Regions from separate parts of the Homo sapiens genome. Here region 2 is linked to region 1. The links are chromatin loops, found by intact Hi-C in ENCODE. Cell type or tissue: GM12878. All regions are shown on one strand. Links, peaks and the distances in the headings refer to the core of each region. The heading gives the core; the rest is flanking DNA. Region 1 overlaps LOC105379013 (a long non-coding RNA gene). Region 2 overlaps PIK3R1 (phosphoinositide-3-kinase regulatory subunit 1).

Evidence for each region. Hi-C counts contacts between places; a loop is a spot of excess contacts. Peaks named below come from ENCODE experiments on the same cell type or tissue, not always from the same donor. Only the 100,000 strongest peaks of a DNase experiment are listed, where the experiment ranks them.
Region 2: it touches region 1 in a loop (5-fold over the local background); 2 of 110 quality-filtered maps call a loop at or near these places.

What each region holds. Positions count from the first base shown.
Region 1 is chr5:68,432,145-68,437,527 of GRCh38, forward strand. LOC105379013 (a long non-coding RNA gene) reads right to left here. Exons shown (of 5, transcript XR_007058804.1): 4 at 1,325-1,441. Among named protein-coding and RNA genes, the nearest start is that of PIK3R1, 220 kb to the left of the region's middle. RefSeq lists enhancers at 1,570-2,769, 2,048-2,387, 2,078-2,372, 2,758-2,817. In GM12878, for the core only: no CTCF peak of the experiment used is centred there; DNase peaks (open chromatin) are centred at 2,327 and 3,714; H3K27ac peaks cover 2,878 bases.
Region 2 is chr5:68,301,166-68,306,548 of GRCh38, forward strand. PIK3R1 (phosphoinositide-3-kinase regulatory subunit 1) reads left to right here. Exons shown (of 16, transcript NM_181523.3): 16 at 1-656. Among named protein-coding and RNA genes, the nearest start is that of PIK3R1, 88 kb to the left of the region's middle. In GM12878, for the core only: no CTCF peak of the experiment used is centred there; a DNase peak (open chromatin) is centred at 2,402; H3K27ac peaks cover 424 bases.

The DNA.
Region 1 (5,383 bases), core at 303-5,302:
AATACACACAACATAAACGTTACCATCTTAACTATGAAGTGTACCATTAACAATGTGTTAAGTATACTCACATTATTGTACAACCAATGTAATCTCCAAAACTCATCTTACAAAACTGAAACTCTGTACCCATTAAACGACTCCTCATTTCCCCCTCCCTTATAAAAGTCTGACTGTTCTTGATATCTTACGTAAGTGGAATCATACAGTGTTTGTCTTTTTGTGACTGGCCTATTTCACTTAGTATGATGTCCTCAAGGTTCATCTATGTCAAAGCATATGTCAGACTGTCCTTCGTTTTTAAGGCTGGATAATATTCCATTGCATGTGTATTTCACATTTTGTTTATTTACTCATCTATCAATGGACACTGGAGTTGCTTCCATTTTTTTGGCTACTGTGAATAATGCTCTATCAACATGGTGTACAAACATCAGTTGGAGTCCTGCTTTCTACTCTTTGGGGTATATATTATACCTATAAGTGAAAATGCTGGGTCATATGGTAATTCTCTTTTCAATTTTTTGAGAAATGCCATAAGTTTTTCCACAGTGGCTGCACCGTTTTACATTCCCACTGACAGTGTTCTCTTCACTTTTATGAGGTGGCCACTCTTTCAGAAGGAGAGGCACTCTGGGTAAGATATGTGTCTAGAAATAGAATAAGATCAATCAGCCTTGATTCACGGAAGTGTCCTGTTCCAGCACCACCTTGCCAGGTGAAGTGAGTCACAAGCTCCCTTTCCGTTTCATTGTCACTGGCGGAAGGAAGTGATAGAGGTGGCTTCCAGCCATGCTGGGATGCCACATGCGTTTGCTGCTTGAGGAGGGACTTCCCATCTTTCCCTTGCTCTCTTTTCGCACACCTACTGCTAGGGCGCCTCTGACATAAGCCCACCTGCAACTTCTTCCAGGATCTGCTTCCACTTTGCCCCAGGAGCTACTTTTCTCTTTATCATTTTCTTTCATAGGATCTGAAAATGGTCTAGCAAAAGGTTGTTTCTTTGTTAGTCTCATGTTCTCGTGTCCATGTCAAATAGGGAAAATGAGGAAATTAATTGCTGTCTCTCTCAGGAACTCAGACCAACATAAAAATAAGACTCCTGAACTTAGAGCCTGTTTTGTCCACAAGATTATCCAACCTGCAGCAAGCACCAGAACTTGCCTGAGATCCTGAGATCCTAGTCACCTGGACATACACCAAGATCTAGCATGGAAGAAGGGAAATCTGCATCAGGAGTTCAGAGAAGGAAGAAGGATCAGTGAACTAACCTTAGCTCCTCCCTTTCAAATATCCACCTGGAAAAACAAAAATCTGTTCTCACCCTGGGCCACAAAGCTTGATGCTTAGGAGGCAGGCAGCTTGGAGGTGTGTTTCACCACCTGCTGGTTGCATGACTGTGAGCTCAGGACTTCACCTTTTTGTGCCTCAGTTTCCTCATCTGTAAAAGGGAGACAAGAGTTGTATACCTTATAGCATTCAAAGCAGTTTTATCACCTCACAACAACAAATTCTCTCACACTAGAGGCTATTAATCATCCTAGCAAGAGAAAAAGAGAAGGATCTTCAAAATTCAAATTTGGTTCCGTGTTTAGGTTCCTGTAAACAAGTCCGACACATTCTCCCTCTGCATCTTTGTTCAAGTTGTTTGCCTCTGTTGGTTCTTTCTCATGGTCCTCCTCCCGATCTTCTGCCTCTTTCTTCCCTTTCTTTTTGTGGGTTTAACTCTCCAGGCCCATAAGGATCTGTCCTGCCACATCTCTTATTTGAGATGCTCATTTTTGCTCTTCTTTTTACTGTGTCCTTCTCAGAGCTCCAGAACGATTTATTTTGCATTACCCATTAAGGCAGGCACATTGCTAGGCGCTCGCTGGAGACATGTGGTTGACGCTTTTTGAAGAATGCAGAATGCCTGGCTTAAAGAAACCTACTTTCTTAGAAAAGTTCCAGCTTAGAGCAAACCACCTCGTGATCACCCGCGTGGAATCTCGGGCTGAGCAATGTGGTTTGCAGATCCCTGAGCAGGGGCCTGTGAAATCTGGGAAGCAGGCATGTGCTGTGCGCAGAGGCATTCCAATAATAGTTTCAGATGCAGAGGACGGGCGGGCTGCTGTGACTCATGTCCCCAGCGCACGCACGTCTCCAGGCAGAGGGGACGTGGGCGGGGACGCTCACCCTTGGCCGAGGGGAATTACCTGGGGAGGCCAGGAAACAGGCCCCGGAGCACAGACAGGAGCCTGGCGTGCACAAGGGCAGCCACGCTGACTCACACAGGAAGGCAAGAGGGCGATGACCAAATTTGAAAGAAGCAAGTCGTCTATGTCAGGGAAGCCCTTAGAGAAACAGGAAGCATGATCAGCTGGTTTCAAGCTCAGAAAAGGAAAATTCAGTGTGTCCCCATGCCTTTGTTCTCACAGAAGTTTATCAAGATGAGACTCTGCTGAGCCTAGCACTGTGGTTCTGAGAAGTGAGAGTCAGCTACCTCCTCCAAGGGGGCCTCCACAGTGAGAGCGCACACAGTTGTCCGTCTGCAAGAACTGTTGGTACTTACCATAGCAAACATGTACGGACAGGGCCTCCACCTTCAGTTTTGTGGGTTGTGACCAGCCAAAGGGTGGCCAGCCGAGGGAGGAACTCTGCTTCCCAAGTCAGGCACCAGCCTGAGCCAGCCCAGAGGAAGGGACATCTTTTTCTAATGTGTCTACCCAAATGAGCACACCCTTTTCCAATTACCACAAAGACACCCTGCATGCTAGCTGTGGCCCTGTCTACAGAACACTTATTATATTCCAGACTCTGTTAAGAATTTGGTACACATTGTCTCATTTAATTCTTACAACGAACCTAAGAGACGGATTCTTTTTTTTTTGAGACAGAGTCTCACTCTGTCACCAGGCTGGAGTGCAGTGGCACGATCTCGGCTCACTGCAACCTCCGCCTCCTGGGTTTGAGCGATTCTCCTACCTCAGCCTCCCGAGTAGCTGGGAACTTCAGGTGCGCACCAGCATGCCCAGCTAATTTTTGTATTTTCAGTAGAGATAGAGTTTCACCACGTTGGCCAGGATGGTCTCAATCTCTTGACCTCGTGATTTGCCCGCCTCAGCCTCCCAAAGTGCTGGGATTAGGGTTCTTTTATTAACTCTGTTTTATAGATGAGGAACCGTAAGTACAGAGAGGGAATCTGCCTAACGCCACACAGCTATTTGTATCAGATTTGAAATTTGTACAAGGGCATGCTGCCTCCTAGGATGATTTTGTTTAGAACTAGATGATGATGATGATCATGATTTCAGTCATAGGTAGTTGAAGCTTCCCTGTGTTCTCAAGGATGTCTCAGTCAGCCTAATATGCCTCTGGGGTAAACAGAGAATGGTGGAGTGTTGGAAAGTTCTTGGAGAGGTTGGCTCCACCTGTCCAGGGCCAGGCTGCCCCAGGGCCATGTGCCCTGGCTGAGTAGCTGGCCTCTCTCCTATGCTAGAGCTTGGTATATGCCCAGCTGGCTAGGCTCTCTGGATTTCAGGATCTCAGACAAGTTCTGGTGCTTGTTGCAGATTGGATAATCTTGTGGACAAAACATAGGCTCTAAGTTCAGGAGTCCTATTTTCATGTTGGTCTGAGTTCCTGAGAAAGACAGCAGTGAACTTCCTCATTGCAGCACAGGGCACTTCCTCCGGCAGCACAGGGCAGGGATCCCCCTAACTGAACATAGGCTTGCCACCACCCTATTTCCCCAATGCCCTGAGTGTGGTGGGACTTCTTGCTATGCAGAAGATTTCTGTATAATTCTCCAGGTAATGACAGACAGGATAACCTGCCACTCAAATGGAGTTGCCACTTCAAGAGAAACAGCAACCTTTAGTCCAGAAATTCTAAAGCATCAATCCCCTTAAAATCATATTCTCAGCCCAGGATTGGTATGCTAACAAGTTCCCAGGGAGTTTGATACCCGTAGTTCTTTGGATTATTCTTCCTGAAACATCGCTTTGGGCCTTTCATGCTGAGAGATGTAGGTCGCCATCCAAGCTAAATGAAATAAGCAGAGCTGACACTGAAAGTCCTTTTGTCCGATGAAAGCTAACAACTCTAGTATCTTGGCTGACCATCACATCCTTTAAGGATCATTTTATTTTTAACAAATAACTGGAAAGTTGGCTTGCAATACCTTCAGGTGAAGGCTTTGGGGGGTGGGGCCACCTGTGACGACATGAATTGCCCTGAGGAAAATCATAGGAAGAAAATATATAGGTTTGAGTGACCTGGGCCATATTTTTGGGGCCCAATGGTTCAGCAAATCTAAAGATTTTCATATAGAAACACAAAACATTTGGAAAATGAGAGTAGATAAGGATTTGTGTTTCAGAAGGGCAGCTTACACCTCTGAGTTCAGGGATGAAAGGTTCTTCAGGACAGAGGGTGCTGTACTTTCTCTAATTTCCCACCCAGACTCCCTCCTTCCTACAAACATAGCAGGCACGACCTGGGTTTTGATCTGAAAAGCATCACACAGGCTTGTGGCCCAGAAATGTCTGTCTAATCTTCCTGACATTTCATGCTTCTGTGGCTTTCCTTTGGCTCTGGAAGAATTGGGAACTGTGAGACAGCCCACCCGAAGGGCTAAGTCCCTGAGAGGGAACCCCTTAATCTGTTAGCCCTCTGCCATTTTGGGACAGATTTCTTATCAACCCTGGCAGCTAGCCGAGATAATCAAGGCAGGTAAGGAGGCAGTGCCTGGATAATGGAATGGGAGAGGGTTAATGAGATCTGATAGGACATCGGGAGGGGGGCATGTGGATGCTGTTTCACATGCCAGAGGCCAGGTCTGCTGGTCTGCTTACTTCCTTTATCCTTCTGATTAGAGCTGGAATGGTCCCTGCCCTCCCCACCAAAACCATAAGTGCCCTCCCCACAACTTGCCCCATTACTTAGACTCAACACTCTCTAAGAATCCAAACAGCTGACCACATCACATGTTCTGGCTTCTTTCTGTTTTAAAGGAATGAGGGCAAGTGTGTGTGTGTGTGTGTGTGTGTGTGTAGAAGGCATGTTGGGCTCTATAGCTGCAGATTCCCTTCCCTTGGGCTCTCTCAGCTTCTACCAGTTTGAACAATCCCAGGAACTGCACACAAAAGAGACAGCTGGCTATGAACATCTTCCCCATGGGGAGACAGCTCCCAGGTAGAGCTGAAGCTGCAGCTGTCATCCTCAGAAAGGAGCTGTCTCCCTGCCAGATGTAAAGCCCAGACCTTGACCATCTCACAGCAACCTGAATTTCATTTATTGGGTTAGCTGGGCCACAACAGGCAAAAAGTAAGGAGAACTGGCCTTCCTCTGCTTTCCTCCTAGCTGTGAGCAGACACACAGGCTCCCAAAGCTTGTTGGAAAT
Region 2 (5,383 bases), core at 213-5,212, 130 kb before region 1:
AATGTCTCACATGGGACAAAGTTCCAAAATGCCAAATTCTTATTTTTTAAAAAGCTAGTTCTATAAAATACTGGTATTATGGGTGGGGAGGAAATAGAATTGAGTCAATTGGAAAGACTATCCAACTTAACATGAAACTTGTCACCATGAGATAGCATTAGCTGCCCAGGATGCTGCTATATATATATATATATATATATATGTGTGTGTGTGTGTGTGTGTGTGTGTATATATATATATATATATATATATATATATATATATATATGTGTGTGTATATATATATATATGTGTATATATATATGTATATACATATATGTATATATATGCACATATATATATGTATTTAAAAAAATCAAAACAAAAAAAAACTCATTTATACCTGTGTATTTTTTAAAGCTACAATCTGTTCAATGTTTTTAAAAATCTGTTTATATGACATTGTTAAAATAAAGTTGGTCTTTTGACGAGAGGGAGGATGTCACGGTCAGTTGTAACTTTGCCTTCACAAGGCAACTGGGGTGGGGGGTGGGGGTAGTGTGCCTCCTTGACATTTCGTTCAAGTTATAGATTCAATGGAGCTATGTCTTGTTTTAAGTTGCTTTAATGCATTGTATTAGATCTTCAAACAGAATAAAGGTTGTTTTGAAACTGAAGTTTTGGGTTGAAATTTCACTTATCACCTAAGAAATCTTTCTAAAACAGCTACCTTTTGGCTTATAAATGTTGCTGCTATTTCTGTTGTCTCCCACCCACTCCCTTTTGATTGTTATCACAGTATCTCATTTTTGTAAAGTTGAGAAGGACATTGAGTGGTCACATGTAAGTAATACATATGAGCTGTCTTTCATAATTTCACTGTTTTTTGAGACGGAGTCGGAGTCTCACTCTGTTGCCCAGGCTGGAGTGCAGTGGCGCTATCTCGGCTCACTGCAAGCTCCACCTCCTGGGTTTACGCCATTCTCCTGCCTCAGCCTCCCGAGCAGCTGGGTCTACAGGCGCCCGCCACCATGTCCGGCTAATTTTTTGTATTTTTAGTAGAGACGGGGTTTCACCGTGTTAGCCAGGATGGTCTCGATCTCCTGACCTCGTGATCCACTCGCCTCGGCCTCTCAAAGTGCTGGGATTACAGGCGTGAGCCACCGCGCCCGGCCAATTTCACCATCTTAAATGAGGAAATACACCTAGGTAATGTCCCTTCAAGGCACGTTCTCGCTATAGGAAAACTAGAATGCCCATCATCCTTCAATTCTCGCCTCCTCCGCATTCATACCCAAACCTTGAGAATCATCCTCTAAGAACGAAGTGTCCAGTTTTGTCTCTGTTGTGCAGTCTGCATATTTTGAACACTCACAGTGCAGGGATGACATGGGACTGTAGACAGGGAGCTAAGTTACACCTCAAATGCAGATTTTACATTGTATCACCTAGTCAAGATACACAAGTCTTACTGTAGGATAACTTTCCCATTTGTTTTGATTGCTAAGTGGACTTAAGGCAATACCACTTTGCATGTATATGGTGTTTACATGTAGACACAGTGAGGGTCTAGACCTGAAAGACATAGTCTAGTAGTAGAGGGGAGAGGGACGTACAAATAATTACTCTCAGGGCAACAATGACTAATATTTTTTGAGTATGGCAGTAGCTCCCAGACTGATGTTCTGCTTTCCCCCTGCTCTGTTTGGTATCACAGAGAACTATATTCGCTGGAGCGCTTGTCCTGGGGCTTCTAGGTGTCTCTTCCCTGGCTCTAGCTCCTGCCAGATAGACCCTCATTTTCAGGTCTGAGCAAACCCCCTCTGCTCTAGCTCTCAGGAGAAGGCTCTGGAAACATTACCTACTCCCATTTTTTACTCCAGCCCAAGAAGTGGTTGCAGCTTTATGCTGTTGCTAAACGTCTGGTTTCCCTCACCACCCCCATTTGGTTTCTGAACCCTTCCCTCACTCAAGTAATTATCATTCAATTATTCCAGTAAGAGCTAGGGTAATTCCCCCCCCACATACACACACTGGTCTCTGACATATCAAGTGATTATTATCTGTTAAACTCTTTGTTTTACTCTTTCCACAATTACCTGGGTAAGATGATTATATTCCCATTCTTTAGATGAGAAAACAAGCATAGATGTGAGATGACTTGCTCAAGATCATGCAGCATCTGAGAACAGAGTTGAACGCATAGGCTTCTCAAGCCAGAGCTCTTTGCCCCTATGCTGTAATGTAATAGACTTTCAATGGAAAATGCACAAGAGAATGCAAAAAAAAAAAAAAAAAAAGGCTCACTGGTAACTTTTTGCTGGGGAGGTAACCATGTGGCTTTCAATTAGTAGACAGTGCACAGGTGGTCAATGATGAATCACAGGAAATAGCCTGGGCTTGCTTTAAACCAGTGGTTCCCAAAGTGTGGTTCCCAGACTAACAGCATTCACATCAGCATCACTTGGAAACCTGTTAGAAGTACAAATTCACAGGCCCTACCCCTGACCTACTAACTCTGACACTGGAGCCCAGCAATCTGTTTCAACAAGCTGAGTGATTTTAATGTATACTAAAGTTTGAAGATCACGACTTTAGATCACCTGCTTACTGAAATAGTACTTCTAGCATTTTAACTAAAAACCATTACCATTAATGAGTGATATGTTACTTTCTAATTTATTTTCATAATGTAGGCCATAGGAAAAAGAAAACAGATTGATTTGCAGTTTAGGAGGCCCAGTCTGCTCTTTTTATCTGTCTTTAACCAGCTGTGGGAAGTGGGCCAATTCAAGGCACCTTCCAGGCCTCCAACTCCTTATCTGTGAGATAAAGGTATGGGCCTCTGGGACTCCTTCTAGAGCATATGCTGTGATTAAGTGAGCTGAATGAAGATTCCCAGTCCCCCAATTCTCCATTTACAACTTGACCACCAATTTTAACCCACAACTAATGGTCCTTTATGTTGCCAGTGACTATGGCCAAGTGAAAGCATGCCTCGAATTGGGGTATACTTTTCTTGCTGACATCTTAAAAGTGACACTTGAGGCGAATCTAAACTGGCAGCCAAGTTCTTGACAGTGTGGAGAGAGTGTATTTGGAAATGACACTCTGCCCATCTACCTAAAGCGTGAAGTGCTAAGAGAATTTGGCCTACCAAACCCTCTGGGGCATGGTGGGAGGCAGGAAAGTAGAGTCTGTTAAGACCTGATACAATGTCAGTCAATTTCAAAAACCCTTTTTTTTCCCCCGAACTTGTCCCTTAAAAGGTCTATTTAAAAATAAAAATCAGTTGCAATATCTTAAAGAGACAGAATTGATTATTCACTCTCCAAACTTCAGATTATCTTCTCAAAAGATAGCACTTTGTAACCTCCAGTTTGGTATTGCTGTCATAAATCAACTCAACAGAAAACCGCTGAGATGCTTTGGGGGAGGGAGGGTGTGGAGGATAAATGAGTAATCACCAACATGCTAATCTGCATTTTGCTTTCCAGAAGGAAAAGAGAAATTCCCTTCTCTCTGTAGCACTCAATCATAAGAGTCTGAAGCATCACCTCAGGCTTAACTTGTTAAATAAAATATTCTAAATCTATACCTGTCTTGACAGGTGTAAAGGTTTGGCCTATAATATGAGAACAGGACAGTCAACCTCTAACTACCACCACTAATCACATTAGGAAGAAAGTTACAAGGGAGGTCTATTCATCACCAAGACTGCTCATTAGAATTATAGTTTTGACTGTGAAATATACCATACGTTGTAAGACTAACTCGCTGGAACCAATTTATTTATGGAGCTCTCATTTCAGAACTCAGTGATTTATAGTCCAAACCCTCACAAATCAAAAAATATAGATAACTTCATCACAATGGAGATGATGTGCTAGTCACTTTATGTCATATTTACTGTCCTCTAACAGAGGCCCAGTGCCATGTTTAAAACTATTTAAAATAGTTTTGTTGACAGTGGTGATGATCTGTTTCTTTGGACCTGCGAGGATAAGACATCCAACGAGATGTCTAACGTACTGATTCATTCAAAGCTTTATTGAGCACCTACTATTTGCTGGACACTATTTCCCTCTGAAGGTCCAGTGATAAGACAGGTGAAATCAAAGATTACAGTCTGCTGGTGAAAGCAAACTCAAACAACTGCCCTCTATCATGAGATACAGAGAGGAATGAACACTAAGTCTCAAGCAGGCCTGCATGAGCAGCTAGGCCAAGCTTCAGAGAAGAGTTGACATTTCAAATGTTTCCTACTCTAGTAAAACAGGCCCATGTACTCCTGGTGGTTGCTCCTCCCACCAGCCTTCATGGAAGCTGGTTCTATTGAGGCTAGACCATTGTACTTCTTTAATATAATCACTTTTCAGGTGACATGTTTGGTTTTTCAATACTGTCAAAGGCATTATCTCCATTATAAGTTCTCTAGAGTTCAATGTTCCCATCTGCAGTTCCCATGCTGCAGGTGGTTCAGACAGCTGACATCACACACCTCAGCTTCAGGCAAGCCACTTTTCTCCCTGTCCAGGGACAGATGCCAGGGCCTCACTTGGCTCTTTGCCTTGGCACATTAGACGTGATCTGCATGCAACTGTACCTTTTCCTTTTATTTTAGATGAGAAATTCTCAACCCTAGCTGAACATTAGGATCACCTGGGTATCCATTTAATAGAAAACCTGACTTATTGGAGTCTCTAGGGGTGAGCATTAAATAAGATGTACAGAATGCACCTGCAACATGGCTGGCACTTAATAAATGGAAGGCAATAAATATAGTTGTTAGTCAGTCTTGCCTATCAAGATTAGATTCCCCAAAACTATCGCTTTCGATTTCCTGTCGTTTTTAGGATAGGGCTGGCTGGACACATGGTAAATCACCCAAAATCTGTAACTTTTAAGATATTTTATATAAGATATTTATATTTATTCATATCTGTACCTACTTTCAGGAAGTATTTACCTTTTATTGGCTCTTAGGCACACAGCATTGATTTACTCATCCAATGGACTAAAAATCACCAATTTATGTGTGGCTGGCTCTTCTATTATTCTGAAATATTGTATAACATTAAATACATTGAATGTATTTATAACATTAAATACATTCAATGTATTTATAACATTAAATACATTGTATACATTAATATACACTGTATAACATTAAATATAAGTATGACAAAAAAGCCATGAAATAGACACAAAACAAGTAGTGAAGGAAGAAAGGAAGGGAGATGTTATTGAAAATAAAAACCAATTGTCTCTAAGTTTCAATAATTGAAAGAAAACAAAGCTTCCTATTAGCCAGGCAAAAAAAAAAAAGGGGTGCACAATGCTTTCATAGTTCCAGTGCTCTGGGAGAAGGAACTTGTCAGTTCAGTGTGAACTAAACGATCCT